2 separate regions of the Mus musculus genome follow, and region 2 is linked to region 1. A link is a loop called in an ENCODE intact Hi-C map of the cell type or tissue named here. Cell type or tissue: heart. All regions are shown on one strand. Links, peaks and the distances in the headings refer to the core of each region. The heading gives the core; the rest is flanking DNA.

Region 1 (8,335 bases), core at 103-8,102:
GATCAGACCATTTCCCCTTAGCTAATAGTTTCTGAGGCTTCCTCAAAGCTCAAAAGATACGTTTTATACATGTAAATAATGTCTGCAGCCGACTTGTGCTCTCCCTCTCTTCTGAATATTTTTTAAATTACGTGATTATGTGTGTTTGTTTGCCTAGGTGTGAGTTTATGTGTTGCAGCCTGAGAAGAGCAGAGGTGGTCGGATCCCCAGAGCGTGGGTTGCTACAGTGGAGTCACCTGATACAGGTGCTCAGAACTGAGTTCAGGTCCTCTGCAAGAACAGTAAGTGCTCTGGACTGCTGAGCTTTCTCCAGCCCCAGCTCTATGTTCTTTTCTTCATACATATACATACACCAAACCCAGCTCCCCGTGACAGAGCCATCTCTCTAGCTCCCACCCAGGTTCGTTTTTCCACAGAATTATATGAGACCTACTGTGTATCAGTTCCTACCATATGTCAGCACTGTGGATGCTGCTAGGCAGAACCAAACATAATTCACTGTCTATGGGAGACTTACTATCTAAAAGAGACAACAGTGTGTGCGTGTGTGTATATTTGTGTGTGAATGTGTATGTGGCTGTATGTGATTGTATGTATATATGTGTTTGTGTGTGTGTATATATATATATGTATGTATTTGTGTGTGAAGTGTATGTGACTGTATGTGATTGTATGTATGTATATTGGTGTGTGAATGTGTATATGGTGATTGTTCATATGTACATGTATGTATATGTATTTGTGTGTGAGAGTCTGTGTGGGTATGGTGTGTGTTAGTGTGTCTGTGTGTGAAAGAGCAAAGAGCTGTTGCTAGAAAGAGAGCCCGCCAATTAATTCTTATAGAGAACACAGCTTGCTTCCCAGCATCTTATTCTTACACAGCCACCTGTAACTCCAGCTTCAGGAGTCCTCTTCTGGCCTCCCGGGTTACTGGACTTATGTGTATATACCCATAAGCAAACACACAGACACACAATTAAAAATAAAATAAATCCTTTTAAAAAGTGACAGGGTGATTGGTTGATAGAGGAAGACTTGACATGAGCCTCTGGCCTCCATGTGCACACACACACACACACTTAGATGCATGTGTGTACATACATAAGGAAGAATACACATAAGCTGCACACATCTGCACTCACATACATGTGCACCTACTTCCCATGTGCATGAGGACATATGCATTACACACACCACACACACACACACACACACACACACACACACACACGGCACTAAAATGCATGGGTGTGTCTGCTTGTGGGACGGCTTCGTCAAACCCAGCAGAGACTGTGAGAAGGTGATTCTCATCTTTAGACTTGAGTAGCCATGGTAGTGATTGTGGGCCAATCCCCCTGCCTCAGACCACTGACTTGCTTACAAAGGCTGGTGGCCTCTAATCATTTGTCCGCCCAGCAGCCCTGGCAGTTCCAGTTGTACACGGGAGCTGGGGCAGACTTGGAAAGCTGGAGAACAGGCTGGGCCAACACCTAGCTCTCCGGTGGGGTCAGAGGCAGCAGCCTGCTGTGACTTCACACCAGGATTCGCTCACATGCTCTGCTGAGGCCCTGGAGCCCTGCCCCGGCAGACATTCCACTTTAGGAGGTGAAAGCTTAAGTTATGGAGAGGGAAAAGGGTGGAGTCTGCAGTGGGGATGGAAAGTGTTTCCAGGAAGGGCATGGAGAAGAAGACAAGAATGTTAATAAGCAGGTCTGCCCCGTGAGTAAACCCCAGACACTTTGGGTAAAGCCACCCCCCCCACTCCCCCCACCCCCCGGCCAGGATCTGCAGCCCTGCCCACCAGGAGCTGCAAAGGGCACCCCGGAAGGGAAAGAAGGCTAGAGACTACCTACCAACTCTGGAGGAACCTCCCCAGGACTCTGTCTCAGCTACTCTCCTAGCTCAGACTTCTGAGGGAGAGGAGGAAACACCGGCCTTCACCTCTGTGCCTGGGAGTATTGGTATATTCCAGAAGTCTGAGGTGCTGAGCAAGACTTCTTTTTATTTTGTTTTTTAATTTAATTTATTTTTTTTTCTACTTATTTACTTTATATCCTGTGCAACGCCCACTTCCTGGTCACCCCCTCCCACAATCCTTTCTTCATCCACCCCTCTTCTCCTCTGAATGGATGGGGGTCCCCCTGGATATTTCCCCACCCCCAGGCACCCCTCCTGTCGTCCCCCCCAACTCCTGCACTTCAAGTATCTTTGAGGCTAGGCGCTTCCTCTCCCACTAAGGCCAGACAAGGCAGCCCAGCTAGAAGAACATATCCCACATACAGGCAGCAGCTTTTGGGATAGTCCCCATTCCAGTTGTTCGGGACCCACATGAAGACCAAGCTGCATGTCTGCTACACATGAGAGGGGAGGCCTAGGCCCAGCTCAGGTTTGCTCTTTGGTTGATGGTTCAGACTCTGAGAGCCCCAAGGGTCCAGTTGAGTCGATTCTGATGGTCTTCTTGTGGAGTTCCTATCCCCTTTCAGAGCCTGCAATCCTTCCTTCTGTTCTTCCATAAGCGTGCCCAGGCTCCATCCACTGTTTGGCTGTGGGTGTCTGTTTCTGTCCTTTGGTGAATCTCATGATCTGCTTTGGCAACCTACTGAAGGAAATGGACCCCCCCCACACACACACACACCCGTGAACCCTATCTTGTCCCAAGGGCATTAAATAAAATACACAGATTTTCACCGCTGACATACACAGCGAGGCAGATAGCAGACTTACTTCCCTGCCCAAACACTGGGAGAGCCACAGGCTACAGAATATTGTCCGCCCCTAAGAGAGGAAGACTGAGCTGAGTCAGTGCCAGGATAGCTGCCACTACTGCCTGGAGGACAGACAGAAGCTGCTGTCAGTCCCTGAGGTGAGGGGGGAAGCTGGGGGAAAGGAGAGGCTCAGGCGGCTGGAGTGTGCAAAGCAGAATACCAAAGAGGAAAGGCTGTCCTGAGAGGAAGTCCTAGAGGGCCACAGGGTTCCCTTAGGTGAGACCCAATCACTGTGTGTGTGTGTGTGTGTGTGTGTACCTGTATGTGCACTGGTGTGTGTGTGCACACATGTGTGAGCATGTGCCTATGTGTGTGTGTGTGTACCTGTGTGTGCACTGGTGTGTGTGTGCACACATGTGTGTGCATGTGCCTATGTGTGTGTGTGAGAGAGAGAGAAAGAGAGAGAGAGAGAAGCACGTGTACATATGTGTGTCCCCATGTGTGTGAACTTTGAAAAGCCAGGGAAATCTACACCTTGAAGGGATGGGAGAGCTTCCTGGAGCTCATTGCAGCCAGGGTAGGGTGGGGAGAGTTTGCTCCATTGTTAGAATCTGAGGCTTGATCTACTCAACTCCTGGGAGGCAAAAGTTAGCGGAAAGACGTGTTTAAGGATGGCCCTAAGGAGGACAGAGGGGACTTCCTTCTCAAATCTTCATCTTTGGGGAGGGGCTCAGGAGTGCAAATGACTCTGATGGAAAATGTTGCGCGAACAGTCGAACCTGCCCAGAGCAGCTGTTTCCTTCTCTCCTTCTTTATCCAAACTATTTTAGAGCCAGGTGTGGTAGCACATGACTGTAATCCCAGCACTCAAGAGGCCCTGAGTTCAAAGCCAGCCTGGACAACATACACACCCAAGCTAAAAGCAAACAAACAAACAACAAAAAGATTCGGGGGCTGGTGAGATGGCTCAGTGGATAAGAGCACCCGACTGCTCTTCCGAAGGTCCAGAGTTCAAATCCCAGCAACCACATGGTGGCTCACAACCATCTGTAACAAGATCTGACTCCCTTTTCTGAAGTGTCTGAAGACAGCTACAGTGTACTTACATATAATAATAAATAAATCTTAAAAAAAAAGATTCATATATAGTGCTTGTAGAAGCTTCAGTCTTAATAACAAAAACTTGAAAGCAATCCGAGTGCCCTTCAGAAGGTGAAGAGACAAACCAGGCACCTCAAGTCGATAGAATAGATAGAATAGCCTACATTAAAGAGAAAAGGTCAGAGCAGGCGTGGTGGTGACTCAGCTGTCAAGAGTATTCACTGACAGCTCTTCCAGAGGACCTGGGTTTGACTCCCAGTACCCCATGGTGCCTCACAACCACCTGTAGCCCCAGTCCCAAAGAATCTGACGCCCTCTTCTGGCCTCTGCAGGCACTACACACAAACAGTACACAAACATACATGCAGTCAAAATACCAAACACGTAAAATGAGAATAAACACAAATCTTAAAAAAAGAGAAGAGCTATGAAGCTGTGAGAGGACATAGAAGATGCTTAGGTGCGTATTCCCAAGTGAAAGAAGCCAGTGGGGAAGTGTGTACTCTACCATTCCAGTTGTTTGCTATCCAGGAAAGGATACGAGAGGGGAGGCAGGAAAAGAACCAGCAGGCTTCCAGGAGTTGAGAGGGAAGGAAGGAAAAGCAGGCGTAGCCCAGATGTTCAGAGCAGTGAAGTTGTTGTCTATGAAATTGCAGTGTTGGAGATATGATATCGCACATGTGTCCACATCCATAGAATGAATCCCCCAACCTGGGAAACTGAGGCAGGAGAATCTTGAAGTAGAGACCAGCTTGGGTTACATAGTAAGACCTTGTCCATAAAATGGGTAAGAGAGGACCTTACCAGCTGTATTTTATATATAGTAAATTTAAGTGGGAACAGGATGGCTACGTAATTCCTTGGTTGTCATAAAAGTACCACTGTGGAAGAATGTGTGTATGTGTATATATGGGGTGAGAGCATGTGTAGAAAATGCCTATACCTTCGGCTCAATTTTGCTATGAACTACTAATTGCTTTAAAAAGTAAAGTTTGTGTATGTGCATATAGAGTGTGTATGTATGTGCACATGTGTGCATATGTGTGTATATGTGTGCCTCTGTGTGTATGCCCACCCCCCCCCTCTGTATATGTGTGTGTGTGTGTGTGTATAGGTCAGAAGTTAGGGTCTCACACTGAAAGCTGGGGTTCATCAGTTTGTTTCATTTACCTGTCCAGCAAGCCCCCAGAACCCTCCTGTCCTTTCCCAGTGCTGTAGTTACAGATGCATGAGACTGCATCTTGTTTTTCTGTGGGTGCTAATGATAAAACTCAGGTCCTCATGAAAGGAAAGTACTTTACCAACAGAGCCACCTCCTCTCCCCGCCCCTAGCCATGAAGACTGTATATATGTGTTCTTTGTGCTGGAGGAGAACCCGGAGTGTCTTTCCTCAGGCACCATCCACCTTGTGTTTTGAGACAGAGCCTCTATCTCCTCATCAAGCAGGTTAGGTTAGCTGGACAGTGAGAACCAGGGCCTAACTGCTGCTGCTGGTTCGACTGCAATGGGATTACAAGAAAGAATAAGCTTTGCTTTGTTTAGCTATGTTTTGTTGAACATGGGTTCTGGGATCTAACTCAGGGGCCTCATGCTTACACAAGTGAAGCTGAAACTTTCAAAAACCAATATTGCAAGAAATGTGAAAGAAAGCCTGCCAAGCAGAAGTAGAATTATATCAGTTGTAGATTCACATCTATTCAAAGAAATAAAGGACCAGGTTTTCCTGGTATAAATATATTTCAGAGCTATATGACAGTTTTAAGTAAAACCACAAATAATGCATTGGGCTCATAAAACTGGTGGTATATTAAATTTTACAATTACATAATAGTAACAAAAGACTGGGTGAGAAGGAAAAATACAGTACTGTAGCAGTCTTATACTAATATATAGAGAAGATATGATTGTTTTATTTAATAATGATAAACACTATAATAATCACCAAATTATACAACAAAGAATTTTAGCTAGCAAGCCAATACAGGTGACAAAATAAAAAAGCAAAAAATTTTGAATAATTGAAAGGAAGAATAAAATAAAGGAAGAAGGAACAAAGAGAAAATATGACAAACAAAAAAAAAATCAACATCTGGGGGGGGGGTACACACCTTGAATCCTAGCACTTGGGAGGCAGAGACAGGTTGGCCTCTGTGAGTTCAAGGCCAGCCTGGTCTACAGAGAGAGTTCCAAGATAGCCAGGACTACATAGAGAAAACTTGTTAAAAAAAAAAAAGCCAAACCTAACCAACCAATCAATAAAAAACAAACAAAAAACCCAATATGGACAACAGAAACAGCAAGAAAGGCTTAAATCCAACCTGTTGATTCTCAGACTAAATATAAGTGGTCTAAATACCGAAGTTAAAAGACAGAGACCATCAGACTGAATATCCTTTTAAAAAACAACCTTTGTCTATAAATGCCAACAAGACATAATAACTAGAACAGTAAAGAGATAAAAATCAAAAGTATTAAAATATATACTATATTAACATAAAATAAAAGGAAGTTGGGGGGGGGACTAGAAAAAAATGGATCAGTTGTTCAGAGCAGTTATAGCTCTTGCAAGGAGTTCCCAGTACCCATGTTGGGCAGTGTATAACTGCCTGCAAGCCTTGTTCCAAGGAATCTGATACCCTTTTCTGGCCTTCTAGGGCGTCTACACTCATGTGCATATGCCCGCCCTACACACACACACACACACACACACACACACACACAAAATAAAAGCAAAATCTTTAACAAAGGAAGCTGGAGAGATGGCTCAATGAGTAAAGGTTCTTACTACCAACACTGAAGACCCAAGGCCAATAGTCCCCAGGACTTACAAGGTAGAAGGAGAGAACCAACTCCTGTAAGTTATCCTGTGTTACTAGTGCCTACTTTGTGAGCTTAACCATCAAGATAGATTGAGCTAATAAAGTGATGCATGTTTGCAATACTAGCATTCGACAGGCAGAAGCAGGAGAATCGAGAGTTCAAGGCCAGTCTGGGCTACACAAAACTCTGTTTTGGATAATAACATTAATGATAATAGTACCTACAATATATTGGCCACCAATAATATTGTTGATCTATAACAGGTACACAGGTCAGCGGGTGAGTAAAATAGAGAATTCAGAAATAGACTGAGATAGCTACAGCCAAAAATATTTCCAAGGCAGATTAGTGGAGACCTTGCAATCTTGTCAAGAAATGTCGATGGAATAATTAGACACCTGGTGGCAGGTCATGGAGACCTGAATTTTATGTGTACTATCTGCAAGACTCAATTCAAAATGGTTCACCGACCAAAATACAGTGAAACCTAAAAAGACAGACCTTCTAGAAAAAGATATAGGAGAATACGTTTGTGATTACTGATTAGACAGAGATCTGAGAAATCTGACAACACAAAGACAGGCACCAGCGAAGAACACTCTTGAGCTGGACTTTGTTTAAGAACGTTTGCTCGTAAGTAAAATGGCAGAACACTCGAGAGGTAGAGGCAGAAAGAGCCCGAGTTTGAGAATAGCTTGGACCATACAACAAGTTCTAAGGCAGCCTAGTGAGACACTGCTTCACTAAGGAAAATAAATAAAACCACAAACAACAACAGGACTACTATTAAAACAAGGTTCACAGTCAGGCAGTGGGAGTGCACACCTTTAATCCTAGCACTTGGGAGGCAGAGGCAGACAGATCTCTGTGAGTTCAAGACCAGGAAAAGAAAGAAAGAAAGGAAGAAAGGAAGAAAGGAAGAAAGGAAGAAAGGAAGAAAGGAAGAAAGAAAGAAAGAAAGAAGGAAGGAAGGAAGGAAGGAAGAAAGAAGGAAAGAAAGAAAGAAAGAAAGAAAGAAAGAAAGAAAGAAAGAAAGGAAGGAAGGAAGGAAGGAAGAAAGAAAGAAAGAAAGAAAGAAAGGAAGGAAGGAAGAAAGAAAGAAAAAATTTTTTAAAAGAGAGAAAGGCTAGGTTTCTAGTCTGTGGTGGGTGCTTGCTTGCCTAGTGTGTGGAAATGACTCCATTACAGCAGAAACAAACGATTGAGCAATAAACTCGCCAAATAAAGATAAATATTGTTAAAAAATAACACAATAAAAGGATAAGTCACACGATAGGAGAAAATATCTTCGAGCCATGTATGTCAGCTACCTATCAAGCCGTGTGTGTGTGTGTGTGTGTGTGTGTGTGTGTGTGTGTGTGTGTGTGAGAGAGAGAGAGAGAGAGAGAGAGAGAGGTGGGGGGGTGGCTTATACTTGGTTGAATATGAATGTACTGGGAGAATAATTAGCCGGCATGCAAAGCCCTGGGGTTGATCCCCAGCGATACAGAAAGGAAAGGAAAGGAATTTTGGAAAGCACCTGGGAACAGCCTGGGGTAAATAGCTACTCAATTCACTGTGAAAGGCTGTTTCTTCCGAAGGGAGGATGCCTGCTTCCCCTTCTGGCCTGCAGTGTTATGGACCGAAGCACAAACAGGGGCCCTGGGAGGGCTTGGGTGCAATGCACCTCATCTGCTTTTCTGAGCCCAAGGTCCTCTGCTCCTAGCCGC
Region 2 (8,335 bases), core at 206-8,205, 410 kb after region 1:
ACCCCGATGGGATGGAGGCTGGAAGGCTTCCTTGGGAGGGAGTTGCATCTGACTGTAGGTACCACTTATGAGCCTGTCCTTACAAGTGAACAGTGAGTGACAGGGGACAGGGGCAGATCAAGTCCCACCTTAACCCTTTGCACTTTTGCATCAGCCTCAAACAATCCCAAGGCTAAGGAAACATTGCCTTGCACTCTCCAAAGTGATCTTGATGGGCACTGATGTTTTTATGATTATTAATAAAATCTCGGAGGTTGGATTTTATGGGCACATGGGGACTCTAAAGAGTCACTCCTTGCCGTAGAAAGCTGTGTATTTAAGGATGATGGAGGAAATCTTAAATTAAAACGGTGGAGTGAAAAGTGGGGGTGCAAGAAACAGACGTTAAGGAATCAGCCGTGGTTCTAAAAAGATTGTGCTTGCTTGCTGTCCAGGCTTCCAGGGGCTGTGTTTCCTGGACATAGCTTACCCCAGGTAAGTGTGGCTTAGGGCTAGGCGGGTGGCCAGAAGTCCCCTTTGGGAAAGCGAGTCATTAAATAGTTGGTTTGTTTTGTATGGTCTTCTCTGCACCCTCTTCCTTGCCCTCCCTCACTTCATTCTGCCCACATACTCTTCGGGGGTTCGTGGATGGATTCACTGAAACTGTGAAATCAAAGCGACTTAAAAAGAAACCCCGTTCCTTTTTAACATCCAAATGAGAACAGGTTGAAAACCGAGACAAACTCCAGGGTTGTGATGAGCTAAACATGGGAGCATTCTGAATGAACAGGAAGAGCAGACCCCTGGCATCCGGTTACAAGTTAACTTCGTAATTCACACGGATATTAGGGAAGACATTCCTTAGAGCAGTCTAAAAGTTTAGCTCTGCTCAATGCGAGGACTCAGTCAGCATTGTTCTGTATCCTTGCTTTGGAGCGTGAGGCGAGCTAGGGGCAGCTGGAAGGAGCCTTCCCACCTCCCTGTATCTCTACGCCATCTCCCTCTCTCTTGTCAGCTTCTAGACTTCTCTGAAGTCCTATGTTTAAGCTAGAGTCCTGGAAAACTTGGTCATTACCAGTGCCTAATTACAGGATGATCAATTAACAGCAGGCCTTTAAAAACTAGGAAGCCAGTTTTGATAACGAACAGATTTGAAGGGACCAGATGACAAGGTCCTCTTCAACTAAGTCCCACCCACGCCAGCCGTGTCTTTGTTTGGATTTGGCATTCATTTTAGAAACTGTAAAACACAACATGCCAAATTGGTTGATTGGAAATAGTGCCGCTTCCCAGAGGCCAACAATCTGCTGTCTCACGCAAGAGGAGAGAAGTTGTTAGAGAAACCTGTGGGAAGAAATGGGGCCTCTGTGAGCTGGGGTGACACAGGTCCAGGGCACACCTTGGTGAAACACCTCAGCGTTCCATTCTCTGTTGTGTGTCCGTGAATTCACTCAAGTGCGTCTGCTTCTGCTTATTGTATAATTGCCTCTGCCTTTTAAAAGGGGGCGCATATATATATATATATATATATATATATATGTATATGTATTTAATCTGGGACATTGCCTTTTAAGCTGAAGTTATATAGAATATTCTCCCTTAAAGTGGAGATTGGCCATTTTAAGTAATCGAGTTAAATTTTCCTGAAGGGATAATGAATTGTTAAGGACTTTAAGAACTCAACAACATCCAATTTGCAAGTTAAAAGGGAGGAAAGGAAGGAAGGAGGGAGGGGAGGAAGATGGACGGACGGACAGACAGACAGACAGAAAGAAGGAAAGAAAGAAAAGGGAGGGAAAGAAGGGAGGGAAAAGGAAGGGAACAGAAAGAAGGGAAGCAGAGAGAGGAGAGGGGTTGCTTTGTGATTTTGAAGTCGGAGAAGCCCAGAAGAAACACTTAGCCTTTCCTTAAATAATAAATACTGTCTGCTAAGTTGTTGAACTTTAAATCCTATGATAAAGTGGTACTTGCAGAGGCTGTACACAATCAGAGTAAACAGTTTTGTTCCCATGGGATTTCTGCGTAAGAGATAGGAAAGATTGCCTTGGCAGAGCATTGTCTAATAACATACAGTAGCCACCTTCTTAGAGCACTGCAATTTTTAATTCTTGAATCACATTTTATGAAAATTGTTAGCGAGCAGGGTTCGACACGTATAGTCTCAACGCGAGCTGACTGTTCATTAAAAGACTTTACATCATAGAGAGCAGCTTAATGGGAATTGAAACAGCTCCTGTTTTTAAGGGGAGCACTAGCTAGTAGGAATGTCCCCCCTCCCCCATAAGCATTCAGAATTACCTTCTGGCTAAACAGTGAGTCGGGAGAAAAGGAAAAGAAAAAAGGGAAAAACAAAAACAAAAGAAAAAACAAAAGACGAGGACTTTCAGCCAAGACCCCATTGGCAGGTGAATAGGATTTGGAACAGCTCAGAATTTGAGCTTCTGGTGTTTTGTGAGCTACTTGGTCTGGTTTGCTTTATCCAGGAGTGCTTCTAGATTTTAAAGCATCCTTGCTTGTTGCAAAGATAAATAAATAAACATCCAGGCATTCAGGGAGAGTTTGACTTCACTTTCTCTTTTCCTCATTAGCGTCTGTTTGGATCTCCTCCTTGCCCCTTCGAAGCTTTTCTGCTGGAAGCTGATGCTTTTTAGAAGAGAAGGAAACGCAAAACAAACAGGAGTTTAGAAGCAAGCATCCTTGCACCTTGGGTTGGGTGGGGCTTCCTGTGAATGTATTTAGAAAGGAACACAAGTCTTTCTTAGCCAGCATTTATGAGGCCCTACCACTGGGGCCACTGGTAATGAGAAAGAGGCATGGCTTTGATTTACTATTGTCGTTTAAATAGATTTAAATCCACTGAAATGGTTTTGTTCCAATTCTTCTATCCATTTTTTCTCAGTTCACCGACTTCTCAAAAAAGCCTTTCCCAGTGTTCCTGACAGTTCCCTGCTCTGCAGAGGCGACTGGGTGAGAAAGTTTTGTGCTTTTTTTTTTTTTTTTTTTTTTTTTTCTTTGTCTTGCTTTTCCACTCCTGCAACCCTCTGAGGCCCCAGGGAAATCCTTAGTGTGCACTTGGCCAGTATGGACCGATATAAATAAAATACAAATCAAAGGCATCGTTTCGCTGGCTCCTTTAGGTTTCTAAGGCAGAAAAAAACGTTCTGATCACTGAAGCCATTTCAGGGCCCGAAATTAGAAAGTAATAAAAAATATCACACTCTCCCTGGTGGGCAGTGCATTTAATTGGCTCCCCAGCAGGGGTCCAGCTCTTGAGTCAGAAGTGCTTACTGTGTGGATCCCTGCTTTGGAAGGACTACATGCAAACACTACCAAACAAGTTTTTTTTTTTTTTTTTTTTTTTTTTAAATCAGCAAATGAAAACAGGAACACCAAAGGGAAATTCAGAGATGGCTGGAGAAGTGCTGTAGAGCGCAAAGGAAGAAAGATGCACGTATTCTGAATTTATTTAAAAATTACCTACATGGGATAAGAGGGTAACTTTATATGTTTAAGTCCTTTGGGATCCTCCCTATGACCCCATTTGGAATCTTTTAAACTCTAGCAACATGATGTTTTTACATAGAAAATCGACCACGTTCGAACACTTCTGGATGTTTGAGGTTTGCCTTTTAAAAGCTGATTTTTGGGTCACTCCTAGCCTAAGCAGGACACTCTTGACGCTAGAGGAGGGATCTGGACGCCCGGAAGGGTTAGGATGGTCCCCAGCTTCCAACGACTGCAGACCTTACAGCCTGGTGCTGTGCTGCCACCTTCTGTCCCAGCTACTGCGGCGAGAGGCAGCTCCGCTCTGAGCTGGTTCCTTGAGCTTTCAGTGAGGCAGGTTCCATGGATCCTGCCTGTTCCCAAAGCTGAAATGTCGGCTCCAGGCCTGGGGTTTGGCTTCTTGTAATGGCCGCTTTCAGAACAAATATTCAGCTTGCCTCCTTTCTCTGCCTCTTCCTTCCCGCCCCGTTCCAGATCTGGAAGTTTCCACAGGTAGGAGAAATGGAGATGAAAGGGAAAGAAAGGCAAGGCTTTTTTTGCTTCAAACGCTGCAGATGCCTGTCTATATCATTGAGCTGAGTGAGATGGAGGAGCAAGGAAGGGGCCTTGACAGGCAGGGCCAGATCTAGCGCCCCGGGAGAGGTATTCCCAGGAATGAGCCATTGGTTGAGATATTTAAAACTTAAGTGGACAAAACATTAGACCCTTCCCCACAGGGAACAAGGCTACAGTGGCTCTAGGGACCTAACCCTGGTGAGCACAAAGCCCTTCCCAACTCTACTTTTTTTTTTTTTTTTTTTTATGATTTCTCAATTGACTTCCCATTCTATAAAAAGTATTATGTTTCTGCTGAAAAAATCCAACGGCTCTGACATTCGGTCTGAGGTCAGGCTGGCTTCAACACAGTTTCATTTCTGTGGAGCATTAAAATGCCCCTGTATCTACTTTCTTTGAGCAAAGGGCAAGTGAATTCACATAATTAAACCTATAAATACATATTTTAGACAGGAGATTGGGGGGATCCTTCCTTGACTACCGGCCAAAGCATGATGCTCAGAGTACCTGGGACCTGCCAGGGGGTCCTTGGCAAACCCCCAGCCACTCCTGACCCACCAGTTTTAATTTGCTTGTCTCACTGGTCAGGGTGGCGGTATCCAATGTCCATTTTGAAGCTCAGGGCAAGACTGTGAGGCCGGAAGAGTTAACTTAGTTTGCCTTCCTTGCCACAGTTCCCTGGGTAGATTTTATGTTCTATACTAGATAGCAAAAGACAAAGAGAGCGGGGAAGAGGCGACATATGTCACCTTGCTTAGAGGATCTTCTCTGGGGTGGCTTGGTTCTGCTATGAAGCTGATCACAAGGTGCCCATTAATTGCCAGGAATTGAGTTTGGACCCAGTGGGGCAAAGTGGAATAAGCCCATTAGGAGAAATCTCTCCAGAACTTTGAACTGTTCTCAGGGAAAAGTTTAAAATCCCACACTCTTTAAGACATCACGTGACTTGGCCCCATCCTATGCCTGCCCTCGAGGCTCTGAGGCTCCTGAAGGCTGGGCCTCCTCTCCTATCCTTGGGAACTAAGTATTGTATTCTTCAGAGCCTGCCTGTGTGCTCAGCCCAAATCCACGGAGCCTCCTCCCCAGCCCTCTCACCTCATCAGCCTGTCTCCTCATCTTCCAGTTCCCAGCTAAGAAGTCACATGTAGAGGGAAGGCTTCCCAGAACTTTGAGCCTGGGTCAGGCCTCTGGAGCGTTTCTTGGCTCCCTTGGCTCTGGTCCCACCAGAACACATGTCATAAAGACAAGACAGGAGGCCAAAACTGGTAACACACTGTTGGCCTCCTCGAGAGAAATGCTCAGACCAAGCAGGCACCTCGCTCGCACTGTTTGTAGGCCTTGCTCCCCAGGCCTTTTACTGAGTTGTTACTGATGCTGTAGCTCTAGGGTGGGTTGGTTAGTAGTAGGCTGGATTAGCAAAGTTCATCACTCAGGTAAGGCAAAGGGCAGCTCTTGCAGAAATAGCAGTGGCAGGCTCCACCTGGAAGGGCTTCCTACAGGAAGTAATTTCCCAAAAAGAAAGATTTTTTAAATTATTTTATTTTGTGGAGAAGGTTCTCTGGGCAGTTTCCACAGAGCATGCCCCTGAGCACCGGACCGTTGTTTCCATGTCTTAGGATGAAACAATGCATAGCTGTGGTAAGAAATCTAAGCTGTATGGAGCTGTAAAAGACTAAGATATCAGTGCCTCTCTTAGCTTCCACACAGTCTGCGCTGTGTGGGGAGCCGTTAGGAGCCCTGTTGTGTTTTCTTCCCCCTCAAGATCATTATTATTAGTAGTAGTACTTTTTTACAATCTTTGCCCCAAGTCGTGGGCAAGAGGTGTTTTATTCCACACAAAAAGGGTGTATTGATAAAGTCCCTGGAAGGGGCTGAAGTCCTTTTACTTAGCTGGGGCTCTTGGGCAAGTATGGTGGTGTTTGTAGTCAGTGTTTGTGTCCTATGAACCATGGGTGATTCAGTAAGGCTGCTGTGATCTATCTAGCACATCTCCCCGCTCTAGGCAGTAGAGGTCTCCATCCCATGACACCCATGTTACAGGAACCGAGATTACTGGGTCTGTCACTTAAGACATACCAGGAGAGCCTAGTCGAGTGGAAAGTCTAAGTGATTAAGATGCATTTATGCCCAATCATTCCTAAGCCATATGGCTTCGTTAGGGGTTCTATTGCTGTGGTAAAAAAACAAAAACAAAAACAAAACAAAACAAACAACAACAAAACACCCCATTGTGGCCAAAAGTAACGTGGAGAGAAAAGAGTTCATTCTAACTTAAGCTCTCAGGTCACAGTCATCAGTGAGGGTCGTCAGGGCAGGAACTGAAAGAGGGAACGCCATAAGCAGAAAGTGAAGCAGAGGGACAGAGAGGAACGCTACTTACTGGCTTCTTTTCCACAGCTTGCTCGGTGTTCTTTCTTACACACTCCAGGACCACCTGCCCAGGGTGGCACGGCCTTCTAACATCAATTAGTAATCAAGAAAATAAATGCCCACAGACTTGCTAACAGGCAAATCTGATGGAGGCATTTTCTTCATTGATGTTCCTCTTCCCGGGTGACTCTGGCTTATGTCAACGTGACAGAAAGCTAACCAGGATAGCATACAAGATCTTTTATGTCATATTCTCTCTTCCCTCCTCGCCGTCTCCATGGACTAGCTCCAGGTGTCCTTACTGGGCATTAGAGATGAAGGAACCAAGATTCCGTGGGCAGAGCCAAGAGTGGCAATTGCTACTGATGACTATGGCCAAACTATCTGAGAAAACAACGTAAAGGAAGGGATTATTATTGTGGTTCCTGGTTTTGGAGGTGTCAGTCCCATTGTAAGGAGGTGTGCCACAATAGAGCAATTCACTCCATGCTAGCCAGGAAGCAGAGGGAGGGGATTTAGGAAAAGGCCAGTCATGGCCTTTAAAGGCATGCCCCAGTAACCTACTCTCTCCATCTAGGCCTCCCGCTCTACATTTACCCATAATGCCATCAGTAGATAGAGCCATCCATTAGCACAGAGCCTTCAGGATTTAACTGTTTCTGGAAACAGCCTCAAAGTATTTCTTAATCCAACTGAGTTAGCAAGCAAGATTAACCGTCAAAATACCAGAGCTGGGACTCAGCCTCAGACAACTTGGCTCAAGATCCTACAAGCTAAACAACTGGGTAGTCCCTTCGGCGTCCAGTTAAGCTTGGTATTGCAGGACTGAGAATCAGGGGTCCCACCTTCATCCCCTTGTAGCTGCAGCTAGAAAACCTTTGCCTCTGAGTCTCACTTTAAAGTAGATCCCTGAGAAAAACCCAAGTGACAGTAGGGGTTGGGAATAGGTGGAGATGAGACTGTTCTTCCTAGCGAGGTGTCTGCTCCACACCTCAGTCTCTCCCCATCTCTAGTCACATGATCATTATCCACACGGCTTTATGTCCACAGACTTTATGTGACTACTCAAAAAAAGAGTCTTTATCAAGCAATTTGTGCTAACAGTAGAGTCAAATAACGTAGAAAATGGAAACTGGACAGAAGTTTAAGACGTTCACCTCTGTCCTTTCAAGGCTCTTGGCTTTGTGGGTTCTAAAAAGCAGATTAGAAATTTGCTAACATTGAAAATCAACTTTCCAAAGAGTGTGAAAACATCGTCCTTCTCTTCGTCTTACTGAGAGGTTGGTAGGTCGATTAAATGAAGACAAAATCTGTTGAAGAAATCAGGTGAGCATTTCCAAACAGCAGATGAGGTCCAGGTCCCCATCCTGCTTATGGCTGTTTAAATTTCAATACCACACAGGGGCGGGGGAGACGTGGACCTTCTTTACAGTGTCCTGAGAATGTCAATTTGATTTTATTTTTCTTAGTAAAAACCTCCCAAAGCATCACTGAGAACGTGAATGCTTTTCCTCCCCTGCTTTCAGGCCTCTTTCCTCCAGCAATCACGTGTGAAATCTCACACGTAGTCACACTCACCAGAGGTGGATTCAAGATGACAAGACTATTCTCCTTGTGTCTATCAGATGTGCCAGAATTCCCAAAGTCAGATGAGACCACCGGAAACCTTAAGGCCCGCCCTCTGTCCCTCTCAAAGTGTTCTCACCTCATCTGCTTGTTTGTCATCAAGTGAAAAGACCAAGACGTCGATTCTAGCTCTGCACAGCCCTTAACAAACGAGGCACCTTCCCCTCGACCGCTGGGAAGCCACCGACACGTACAGCTTACTAGGTTTAGCTCCCTCAATATAGAGTGGATCCTGGAACTAGAACTCAGATGCAATGTGGGAACACGGATATCCTGATGGCAGTTGTGTATCATGGCTTCG

Evidence for each region. Hi-C counts contacts between places; a loop is a spot of excess contacts. Peaks named below come from ENCODE experiments on the same cell type or tissue, not always from the same donor. Only the 100,000 strongest peaks of a DNase experiment are listed, where the experiment ranks them.
Region 2: it touches region 1 in a loop (2.5-fold over the local background); 2 of 42 quality-filtered maps call a loop at or near these places.

What each region holds. Positions count from the first base shown.
Region 1 is chr19:55,721,015-55,729,349 of GRCm38, forward strand. No RefSeq gene overlaps it. Among named protein-coding and RNA genes, the nearest start is that of Tcf7l2, 17 kb to the right of the region's middle. In heart, for the core only: a CTCF peak has its summit at 4,130 (motif pointing left); no DNase peak of the experiment used is centred there; H3K4me3 peaks cover 275 bases; H3K27ac peaks cover 671 bases.
Region 2 is chr19:56,130,578-56,138,912 of GRCm38, forward strand. No RefSeq gene overlaps it. Among named protein-coding and RNA genes, the nearest start is that of Gm31965, 20 kb to the right of the region's middle. In heart, for the core only: a CTCF peak has its summit at 3,750 (motif pointing left); DNase peaks (open chromatin) are centred at 3,744 and 5,224; H3K4me3 peaks cover 301 bases; H3K27ac peaks cover 302 bases; H3K27me3 peaks cover 739 bases.